Linked DNA regions of Homo sapiens: region 1 is linked to region 2. Evidence: read pairs that join two places in POLR2A ChIA-PET (ENCODE). Cell type or tissue: B cell. All regions are shown on one strand. Links, peaks and the distances in the headings refer to the core of each region. The heading gives the core; the rest is flanking DNA.

What was found. Peaks named below come from ENCODE experiments on the same cell type or tissue, not always from the same donor. Only the 100,000 strongest peaks of a DNase experiment are listed, where the experiment ranks them.
Region 1: POLR2A ChIA-PET joins it to region 2 with 7 read pairs; 2 of 35 experiments call an interaction of 5 or more read pairs at or near these places.

The regions. Positions count from the first base shown.
Region 1 is chr1:160,886,912-160,892,299 of GRCh38, reverse strand. No RefSeq gene overlaps it. Among named protein-coding and RNA genes, the nearest start is that of ITLN1, 4.4 kb to the right of the region's middle. In B cell, for the core only: no CTCF peak of the experiment used is centred there; no DNase peak of the experiment used is centred there.
Region 2 is chr1:160,662,239-160,667,626 of GRCh38, reverse strand. No RefSeq gene overlaps it. Among named protein-coding and RNA genes, the nearest start is that of SLAMF1, 18 kb to the right of the region's middle. RefSeq lists enhancers at 1,572-2,133, 2,147-2,206. In B cell, for the core only: no CTCF peak of the experiment used is centred there; DNase peaks (open chromatin) are centred at 1,866 and 2,786; H3K4me3 peaks cover 2,106 bases; H3K27ac peaks cover 1,865 bases.

The DNA of each region.
Region 1 (5,388 bases), core at 187-5,186, 220 kb before region 2:
AGGACCTATGTCTAGAATGGTATTTCCTAGGCTTTTTTCTAGGGTTTTATAGTTTTGGGTTTTACATTTAATCTTTAGTTGATCTGTCTTTAGTTGATTTTTTATATGGTGTGAGAAAGGGATCCAGTTTTAATCTTTTGCATATGGCTATCAAGTTGTCCCAGCACCATTTATTGAATAAGGAGTCCTTTACCCTTTGCTGTTTTTTGCCAACTTTGTCAAAGATTAGATGGTTGTAGGTGTGTGGCTTTATTTCTGGGCTTTCTATTCTGTTTCATTTGTCTATGTGTCTGTTTTTGTACCAGTACCCGGCTGTTTTAGTTACTGTAGCATTTCACTATAGTTTGAAGTCTGGTAATGTGATGCCTCCAGCTTTGTTCTTTTTGCTTAGGATTGCTTTGGCTATTTGGGCTCTTTTTTCATTCCATATGAATTAAATTAAATTAAACTAATTAATTTCTTTGAGACAGAATCTCCCTCAGTCACCCAGGCTGGAGTGCAGTGGTGTTATCTTGGCTCACTGCAACCTCCACCTTCTGGGCTCAAGTGATCCTCCTACCTGAGTAGCTGAGATTACAGGCATGTGCCACCACAGCCGGCTAAGTTTTGTATTTTGAGTAGAGACAGGGTTTTATCATGTTGCCCAGGCTGGTCCCAAACTCCACCTCCTGGGCTCAAGCAATCCTCCTACCCCAGTCTCTTGAGTAGCTGGGATTACAGGCATGGGCCACCACACCCAGCTGAGTTTTGTATTTTTGTATTTTGTATTCTGACCTCAAGTGATCTGCCCACCTCAGCCTCCCAATGTCCTGTGATTACAGACGTGAGCCACTGCACCCAGCCAAGAATGTCATCAGTAGTTTGATAAGAATAGCAATGATTGTGTAAATTGCTCTGGGCAGTATGGCCATTTTAACAATATTGATTCTTCCTATCCATGAGCATGGAATGTTTTTCCATTTGTTTTTTATTGTCTCTGATTTCTTTAAGCAGTGCTTTGTAATTCTCATTGTAGAAATCTTTCACCTCCCTGGTTGGTTATATTCTTAGATATTTTATTCTTTTTGTGGTAATTGTGAATGGGATTGCATTCTTGATTTGGCAGTTAGCCTGGACGTTGTTGGTGTATAGAAATGTTACTGATTTTTGTACATTTATTTTGAATCTTGAAACCTTGCTGGAGTTGCTTATGAGATCTAGGAGATTTTGGGCAGAGACTGTGGGGTTTTCTAGGTATAGAATTATATTGTTTGCAAACAGAGACAGTTTGACTTCCTCTTTTCCTATTTGGATGCCTTTTACTTCTTTGTCTTGCCTGATTGCTCTGGCTATGACTTCCAGCACTATGTGGAATAGGAGTGGTGGGAGTGGGCATCCTTGTCTTGTTCTGGTTGTCAAGGGGAATGCTTCCAGCTTTTGCCCATTCCATATGATGTTGGCTGTGGGTTTGTCATATATGGCTGTTATTATTTTGAGGTATGTTCCTTCAATGCCTAGTTTGTTGAGGGCTTTTAACATGAAAGCATGTTGGGATTTTGTTTTTTAAATTTGGTTCTAGCAGTCTCCTAGAATACCAAACACTTTCATTTAATCATTTAATCTCTAGCAGACCCTGGTTATAGGTCCACTTCAGGTCTATTCTTGGAGTTGTAAACATTTTATCATTCTGTCTTTCAATAAATATCTTCTGAATCCTCACATAAGCAATGCAGTGTGTAAGTATACCTTAGTATGTAGCAGAAGGGCTTATGTAAAGCAAGGGGGCTTTTGCACAGGCCAAATAGGAAAGTAAAAAATCCATGAAGAATAAAATATGGGTGCTATACACACCTGTTGATTGAGTTTGGGGCTTCCCAGCTGAGGTGAGCTGCTGATGGCAGTGGTAGTAAAGAGAAATCCAGGTTTTTGAGATAATCTTTCTTAATGATAATCACACCTTTCACATATTCATGTACATTCTCATTTTGCTCTTGTCATTTCACTCCTCACAACAGTCCTGTGAGGTAGAGCTCGTTACTCACATTTTTATTTTTATTTTTTGAGATGGAATCTTGCTGCATTGTCCAGGCTGGATCACAGTGGCGAGATCTCAGCTCACTCTAACCTCCACTTCCTGGGTTCAAGCAATTCTCCTGCCTCAGCCTCCCAAGTAGCTGGAATTACAGTTGCGCACCACCACAGCCACCTACTTTTTATATTATTTGGTAGAGATGGGGTTTCACCATGTTGGCCAGGCTGGTCTCGAACTCCTGACCTCAAGTGACTTGCCTGCCTTCGCCTCCCAAAGTGCTGGGATTACAGACATGAGCCACCGCACCTGGCCTTGTTATTCACATTTTACTGCATGAAAACTGAAGTCCAGAGGGATGAAGTGGTTTGCCCAATGTCACATGTCTAGTACATGATCTTGGATTGGAGCTCAAGCCTATGGGCTTGCAGGGAGTTCTCATTTCAGAGTACCAACTCTATGCTAATGTCAGAGCTAGCATTTTTTCACCAAATCTAAGGTATAAAATGCACCATTGTTTTATGTACCACTCAAGATGAAATACAAACTATGATATGCCATTGAATGAAGGATGCACTCAATATCAGAGATATGAAAGTGTTAGACATAGTTTTATAAGAAGCATAAATTTTATTTGGACTGGGCACAGTGGTTCACACCTATAATCCCAGCACTTTGGGAGAATGAGGTGGGAGAATCACTTGAGCCCAGGAGTTAGAGACCAGCCTGGGGAACATAGTGAGACCCCATCTCTAAAAAAAATTAGAAAATTATCTGGGTGTGGTGGCATGTGCCTGTAGTCTCAGCTACTCAGGAGGCAGAGGTGGGAGTATCGCTTGAGCCCAGGAGGTCAAGGCTGCAATTAGCCATGATTGTACCACTGCACCCCAGCCTGGGTGACAGAGCAAGACCATGTCTCAAAAAAAAAAAAAAAAAAAAAATCGAATATTTGTCTTGGACCTAGATACAGTCTATTTCCTTTTGTTAATATATCTGAAAATATATAGTTCAATATTTTCTCTCCACAAATAAAGTATTAGCTTAACAAATATGGTGCCTCATAAACCTTTTCTTAAGAACTGCTGTGAGAAACATGTAAACAGTGAAAAGGTCATGTTATCGTGTTAAGATAATAATGGGCATAAGGGATGTGGCAACACCGGGCAGGAAGTGATCCATCCCATTGTTGAGGGAGAAGAGGCATGAGTGACATTTATGCTCAGGAAATTGAGGAGTGACACTGGGACAGAAATGGCAAAGCAGGTATTGAAGCATCAGAGGAAGTTTGTCCTGGATCAGTGATTCCAAAATGTAGTCTGGGGGCCAGTGCTACTCTAGAATGACCCCCCACCAAAAGAGTGTTTTCATTGGTTTGTAGCAAAATGAGAAAAGTAAGAAAAAATATTATTTTTCATAAAACTAAATTTATTCAAGCTGAAAATTTATATTTATTTTGATACTTTGTCTTTCCTGTGCTGTCATTGAGATATATATATATCTTACAAATATATATATATCTCACAAATATATATATATTTGTGAAATCAGTTGTATTTCTATATATAAGCATCAAACAATTAGAAAATAAAATTTCAAAAATATGGCATTTATAATAGCATCAAAAATGTCAAACACTGCCAGCATGGTGGCTCACGCCTGTAATCCCAACACTTTGGAAGGCCAAGGGTGTGAGGATTGCTTGAGCCCAGGAGTTTGAGACCAGCTTGGGCAACATAGTGAGATCCCATCTCTACAAAAAATAAAACAATTAGTTGGCCGTGGTGATATTTACCTGTGTTCTCAGCTACTTAGGAGGCTGAGGTGGGAGAATCACTTGCCTGGGTGACAGAGTGAGACCCTGTCTAAAAAAAGAAAAAAAAAGTCAAATACTAAGGAACAAATAGCAAATCATACACAAAATCCCTATAAGGAAGCTATAAGATACGAAAAAGCAATAAAAACACAAATAAATGAAGAAACAGGCCACACTCAATATTTTAAAGACGTAAATTATTTCTAAATGATCTATAGATTCAATGTAATTCCAATAAAATCCTAAAGGGTGTGTGCATGTGTGTGTGTGTGTGTGTGTGTGTGTGTGTGTGTGTATGTGTAGAGGTAAACGACCAAGAATAACCAAAAAAGAAGAGCAAAGTGAGAAGCCTTGCTCTACTGGATATCAAGACATTTTATCAATCTAAAATATTTGGAACAATGTGGTATGGGCACAAGGAAGTGCTGATTTCCATCACAGTCAGGCCAGTAATTACCTTTGGGAAGGGAGAGGTCTGTTATCTGGAAGCAGCATATGGGAAGCTTCTGGGTGCTGCTAAAGTTTCATTTCTTAGCTAGGATGATAATTACACAGGTATTTGCCTTTCTTGTAATTTATTAAACTGCACATTTAATGTTTTATATCTTTCTCTGTATGTGTAATTTTACAACAAACCTTCTCCAAGTCACTGGAGATGTAGATGTGGGGCTGGAGTGAGTTGGTGGTGAGGGGCTTTCTTCCACACTCTTCTATCTTCATGCACATCTATACTGTCACATACGTACCTATACTCTCAGCACTTTGGGAGGCTGAGGCAGGATTGTTTGTGCCTAGGAGTTCGAGACCAGCCTGGCCAACATGGTGAGAACTCGTTTCTACCAAAAATACAAAAGTTAGCAGGGTGTGGTGGTGTGTGCCTGTATTCCCAGGTGCTTGGGAGGCTGAGGTGGGAGGATCACCTGAGCCTGGAAGGTTGAGGCTGCAGTAAGCTGAGATTGTGTCACTGCACTCCATCCAGCCTGGGCAACAGAGTGAGACCCTGTCTCAACATAAATAAATAAATAAAATAAAATAAAGAGAAGCTGCTGTCAAGCAAGCCTGGATCTTGCCCTCTCTCTCGATTTTCTATTTCATGAGGTAATAGATTTACTTTTTAGAAAAGCCACTTTGAGATGGGGTTTCTATTAGTTACAGCTACAAGGAACCAGACTGAACTAAATAAATGTCCAGGGCAGTGGGGTTTGGAGGAAGTTGTGTGGGGAACAGATTCAAGAGGAAGTAGGGGTAGAATCAATGGGACGCAATCACTGATTGGATGATGATGGTTAGAAGGGGTAATGTCCTTAAAATGGATGTACTGTTTTCCCAGTCTATTAGATGGCATCATGTACCATTAAGGATGAGATGCATAATGATATTAAAGATGTCAAAATACAAAAAAAGTGTCTTAGAATCAACTAAAGAAAGTAGTATAAGTGTATATTTTCTTTTTTTATTTTTGCAAATATGTTACTGTTTTATTAAGCCATAAAGTTTTCAGGTGGTTAGTTACACACAGTAATGAACAACTGAGGGGATGTTTAATTTTTTTCTCTAGATCTTGGGC
Region 2 (5,388 bases), core at 142-5,141:
AGAAATCTGGCAATCTGTTGGCAATATATTGGCCAGGTGATTAAAATTAACATTATCGATGAGAAGACATCAAGGGTCTCTAGATGTGATACCTTGAGGGTACAATGTCACTTGTGTAGTACCTAGTCTGGGAATGCATAATGTGAATCTAATCATAAGGAAATACCAAAAAACCCCAAGTGAGGAATTTGCTATTAAAAAAGAGAGGCTGTAATCCCAGGACTTTGGGAGGCTGAGGCAGGCGGATCATGAGGTCAGGAGTTTGAGACCAGCCTGACCAACATGGTGAAACCCCATCTCTACTAAAAATACAAATACAAAAAAATTAGCTGGGTGTGGTGGTGCATGCCAGCTACTCAGGAGGCTGAGGCAGAAGAATCGTTTGAACCCGGGAGGTGGAGATTGCAGTGAGCCGAGATTGTACCACTGCACTCCAGCCTGGGTGACAGAGCAAGACTCCACCTCAAGAAAAAAAAAAAAAAAGGGAAAGGGTGGGAAGACTGCATTCTTCAAATATATCCATGTCATAAAGGAGAAGATATAGCTGTGGAAATGTTACAGTTGAAGGGTACTAAAGAGATACAACAACTAAATGCAATACCTAATACTGGACTGGATCCTGACCTGGAGGGAAAATTATGGTTACAAAGGGTCAACCGACAAAATTGAAATGCAAACAGTAGGTTAGACAAGAATATTGTTATCAATGTAAAATTTACTTAAGTGATAACTATATTGTAGTTGTGTCAGAAATTATCCTAATTCTTTACACTGATGTATTTAAGATAAAGAGCCATGCCATATGCAACCTACCCTATAATAGTTCAAATAGAGACAGAAAGAGAGAGAGAGAGAGAACTAGCTAATATTAAAGCAAAATGGGCAAAACATTACAGAGAGGTATTCACAGTCACAGCCAACTTGTAGACCCCTCCCTGCAGGATATTTATAAGCGTGTTCTTTGTACTATTATTAATAATAATTTTTTCTTGCAGCTCTTTTGACATTATTTTCAAATAAAAAGTTAACTACACAGATTAATGAAAGGTCTGCAATACTTATTTCCCCTTGATGGTCCTTCAAGATGCTGAGGGTCTGTTCTGCATTTACCACATCCTCTTCTTTCCTTGTATAGGCCTCTCCTTTTATAGACCTGTGAGTTCTCAGAGTACATTATCATTTTCAACCTTGAATTCCCATTGAAACCCTTGAATTCCCATTGAATCATCTGCCAAAGACGACAGTTTATTTTTCTGTTGATCCAATCAAGAAAAGGAGAAAGCTTCCATGAATAATAAACAGATGGGGACTACAAGTTCCTGTGACTCTGCCGGGCTCTGCCCAATGTGTCTCTCCATTCTGGCTCCCAGGCTACAGGAGCACAGCCTCTGTCAGTCTTGCTATCTCTGGCAGAGGACAGCAACACAGAGCAGAAGGACCTCTTTAAAGCCTAGGTTTAATAATGACAACATTTTCATGCTTAAATCCTTCAAGGATAGGCTCGTTGGAGAGCCTACAGGGTTCTACTGATCCTTATGTGGCTTGGTTTCTGTGATTTTCTCCTGTCCAATTTCTAGTTTGGCCCCTCCTTTGCACTGAATGCTGCAACCTTCCTGAACTGCTAGCAGTTCCCCGAATTTACTCAATGCCTTTGCTCAAGCTTTTACACTTCCTGGAATCCCCTCCCACTCCTCGTTGACCTAACAAACTCCCACTCATTTGTTAAGACTCAAACCAATTGTTGCCTCTCCAAAGTCCAAGAACCACTTCTTAGGAATAGGACTCTCTCCCTGGTCCATAATCACCGTTTCCCACCCTCTTTGTGATAGGAATGATTACTACAAAGAAGACTTAGAAATCGTCAGCAGGGAAGCCCATAAAATTTGCATTTCCTAATTTTCTGTAATCTTGGTGGAGGACAGGAAGGAAGTGGCCAGGCCAAGGCCGTCTGGCAAGTTACCAGCAGGGCTGAGGCTGGAAGTCAAATACACATTCTCCTTTCTTTGTTGATACTACTGGGTACTCCCTGGGGCTTGACCCATTGCCCTTCTTATGTTCGAAAATGTCTTCTGGACTCTGTCAAACCCTAGACAACTCAATTTTGCAGGACCTTCTAGGGGGGCAATGTTGGAGGGCTTGTTGGCTCCTAGAGAGAGCACTGGAATGAGCATGTTTGGTTGGTCTTCAAGCTTATACCTAGTACCCAGAACCACATTTCAAGCTTCTGGGAGGTTGTGTGGTATAGGGGAAGGAGCATGACCTTTGGAGCCAGACAGCCTTGAGTTTGAGTTCCAGAACCGTCATTTACCAGCTTCTGAACCTCAGGAAAAGTAAACTTTCTAAACCTCGGTTTCCGTATGTGGATGATTTTTAAAATCAGGATTAAATGAGATAACCTCAATAAATCATTCCACATAAAGTCTGCCATACAGTAAGTGCTCAATAAGTATTAGTTGCCTTCCTCTGTCCCAAACTTCTCCTTCCTCTCTTCTGGGCTGGCAACTCTAATTTTAATGAATTAAGACAAGATCTCTTAGCTTAAGTTTCCCCAAGTGTAAAATAAGAGGGAAATGGTTGTATAACTCATATGACCCAGATCACGGCTTCTTTCTATTTTGCTTTTATCAATCTTCTCAATCAGGTCTGTGTACTGAGCACAAAGGCTGCCCATGGGTGTGACATGAACAACGGAGGTTTTGCTCTCAGAGGAAGTGGAGAGGGGTTGGGAGGTACCTGGGGAAATGCAAATTTCATGGCTAAGTAGGACTTCCCTAGGTCTGCTGACTTCCAAGATGCTTCTGAGGCATAATTCCAGTGATGATGTGAAGGTGTGGGGCCAGTTCTACCCCCACCAAAAAAGGCCACAATCAGTATATTCATTCCACAAACATTTTTAGCACTTGCTGTATGCCAGGCATTGTTAGATTGGGGAACCATGAAGGTAAATAGAGCATAATGAAACTCAATCAGGATATGGGTGGATTGACCTAAACCCAAGAGATTTGGTTTCTGGTTACGGCTTTTCAAAAACTAGCCATATGGTAAGTCCCTTAGAAGTTTTAGTCTCTAAGTATTAGCTTTCTTGGGGTGAAATGAAGGAGTTGAAAATATGACTTCTATATTTGTTTGCTTTCCTTCAGATTATACTTCTCCTCTCAAAGTCAGCTCTGTGTTTTCAAATAGCCCCTGGAAATCTCCATATGCATGAACCGTAAACATTTAAACTGACCATATCCCAAGCCAACAAATAATCTTATACCCCTTGCTCTCAATTTTGCCCCTAAGTTATCTCCACCTCTTATACTTCCTTTCTTAGAGAATGGCATTGCCATCTACTGGGAAACTGAACTGGAAGTGTAAAGGCCATAGTATATAGGCCACTCTCCTTCACAGCCCACATTCAATAAGTCACCAAACCCTGAAAAATCCACCTATGAGATAACTCTCCAATGGATCTCCTTCTCTCCCACCTCATTGCTACTTCTCCAGTTAAGACCCATCATTTCTTCAAATCTGTTCCTAGCCTGTAGGTCTACCTAAATTTCTCTCACACTAAGGCCAAAGTAATCTTTTCTTTTCTTTCTTTTTTTTTTTTTTTTTTTTTTTTTGACAGATTTTCACTCTTGTTGCCCCAGGCTGGAGTGCAATGGTGCAATCTTGGCTTACTGCAACCTCCGCCTCCCAGGTTCAAGTGATTCTCCCATCTCAGGCTCCCAAGTAGTGGGATTACAAGCACATGCTACCAGGCCTGGCTAATTTTTGTATTTTTAGTAGAGATGGGGCTTCATCATATTGGTCAGGCTGGTCTCAAACTCCTGACCTCAGGTGATCTGCCCACCTCAGCCTCCCAAAGTGCTGGGATTACAGGTGTGTAATCCCACCACGCCCAGGCAAGGTAATCTTTCTAAAGCAAAAATATGAACAGGTCACTCAGCTGCTTAAGACTTTTGGTGGCTTCCATCAAAGAATGAATGGCTTTCCAAGAATGTGTTTAATTATTTGTGCGCAAAAAGGAGTTTTGATCAGGTGAAAGGGGAGACACTGCCTCCTGTGGAAAGTCCTGGGTTGTGTATCCTTGCAGGAATGAAAGAAAAACAGATCAAAACAATGAGGAAGAGAAGAGAATAGCAAATATTGAGTGTTCACAATATAGCAAATACTGTACTTTATATACACTGCTGTTTTAACATTCAAAAGGCATATTAGGTATCTTTGCTCAGGTTTTCAAAAATCAGACTCTGAGATGGAGATTTGTGTGTGAAAAGTTTATGGAGGAGTGCCCATGAAATAATCAATACCTGTGAGGGAGTGAGGGAAGTAAGAGTGAGCAGAGGAAGAAGTTGAGCTGCGGATGCAGTTGCAACAAAGTCCTCAGCTGACTCAGTGAGGAGCCCTGGAGCTAGAATGACCCTCAGAGCTGTTGCAAACTGAGGCAAAAGGGGACTGGACTTTTATATCCTTTCATCAACCAGTTGGCCCAGTTGTTTGATGTGGGTTCCTCAGGGAAGGAACTGGCTAAGGGCAGTTCCTGGGGAGGAACTCAGCTGAGAGCTGTCAGCCACCAATACTTCCTGCATGGGGAATGACTGCTTTGGTCTTGAGGGGGAGATCGGAACAGCACATCATAGCATCCACTATGTGAGATAACTTGTAGTGCATTATTTTATAGATAAGAAAACTGATTTTCGCCAACACCATGACTTATCCAAGGTCGTACAAGTAATGAGTGAAATCCTTGTGGTTCTAATTCATATTTGTCTTCATGTTCCTTTAGCTACATATAACCATGCAATGATAACCTTTTTTGATGAAGCTAGCAGAAGAAAAGAAATAACTAAAATCAGAGCAAAAATAAATGAACCTGAGACAAAAAAAAAAAAAAACCTCACACAAAGGATCAAAAAAATAAAGTTGGTTGTTTGAAAGGATGAATAAGATTGATAGACTGCTAACTAGAATAACCAAGAAAAAAAAAAAGAAAAGATCCCAAATAAGCACAATCAGAAATGACAAAGGTGACATTACAATTAATATTGCAGAAATACGAAAGATCCTCAGAGACCACTATGAACAGCTCTATGCACACAAACTAGAAAATCTAAAGGAAATGGATAAATTCCTGGAAACCCATAAACTTCTAAGATTGATCCAGGAAGAAACTGAAATTATTAACAGACCAATAATGAGTTGCAAAACTCAATCAGTAATAAAAAAAAACTACCAACCAAAAAATGCCCAGAACTAGACGGACTCACAGTGGAAATCTACCAGATGTACAAAGAACAGCTGGTACCAATCTTACTAAAACTATTCCAAGAAATTGAGGAGGAGGGATTCTTCCTCAATTCATTCTATAAAGCCAGTATCATCCTCATATCAAAGTCTGGC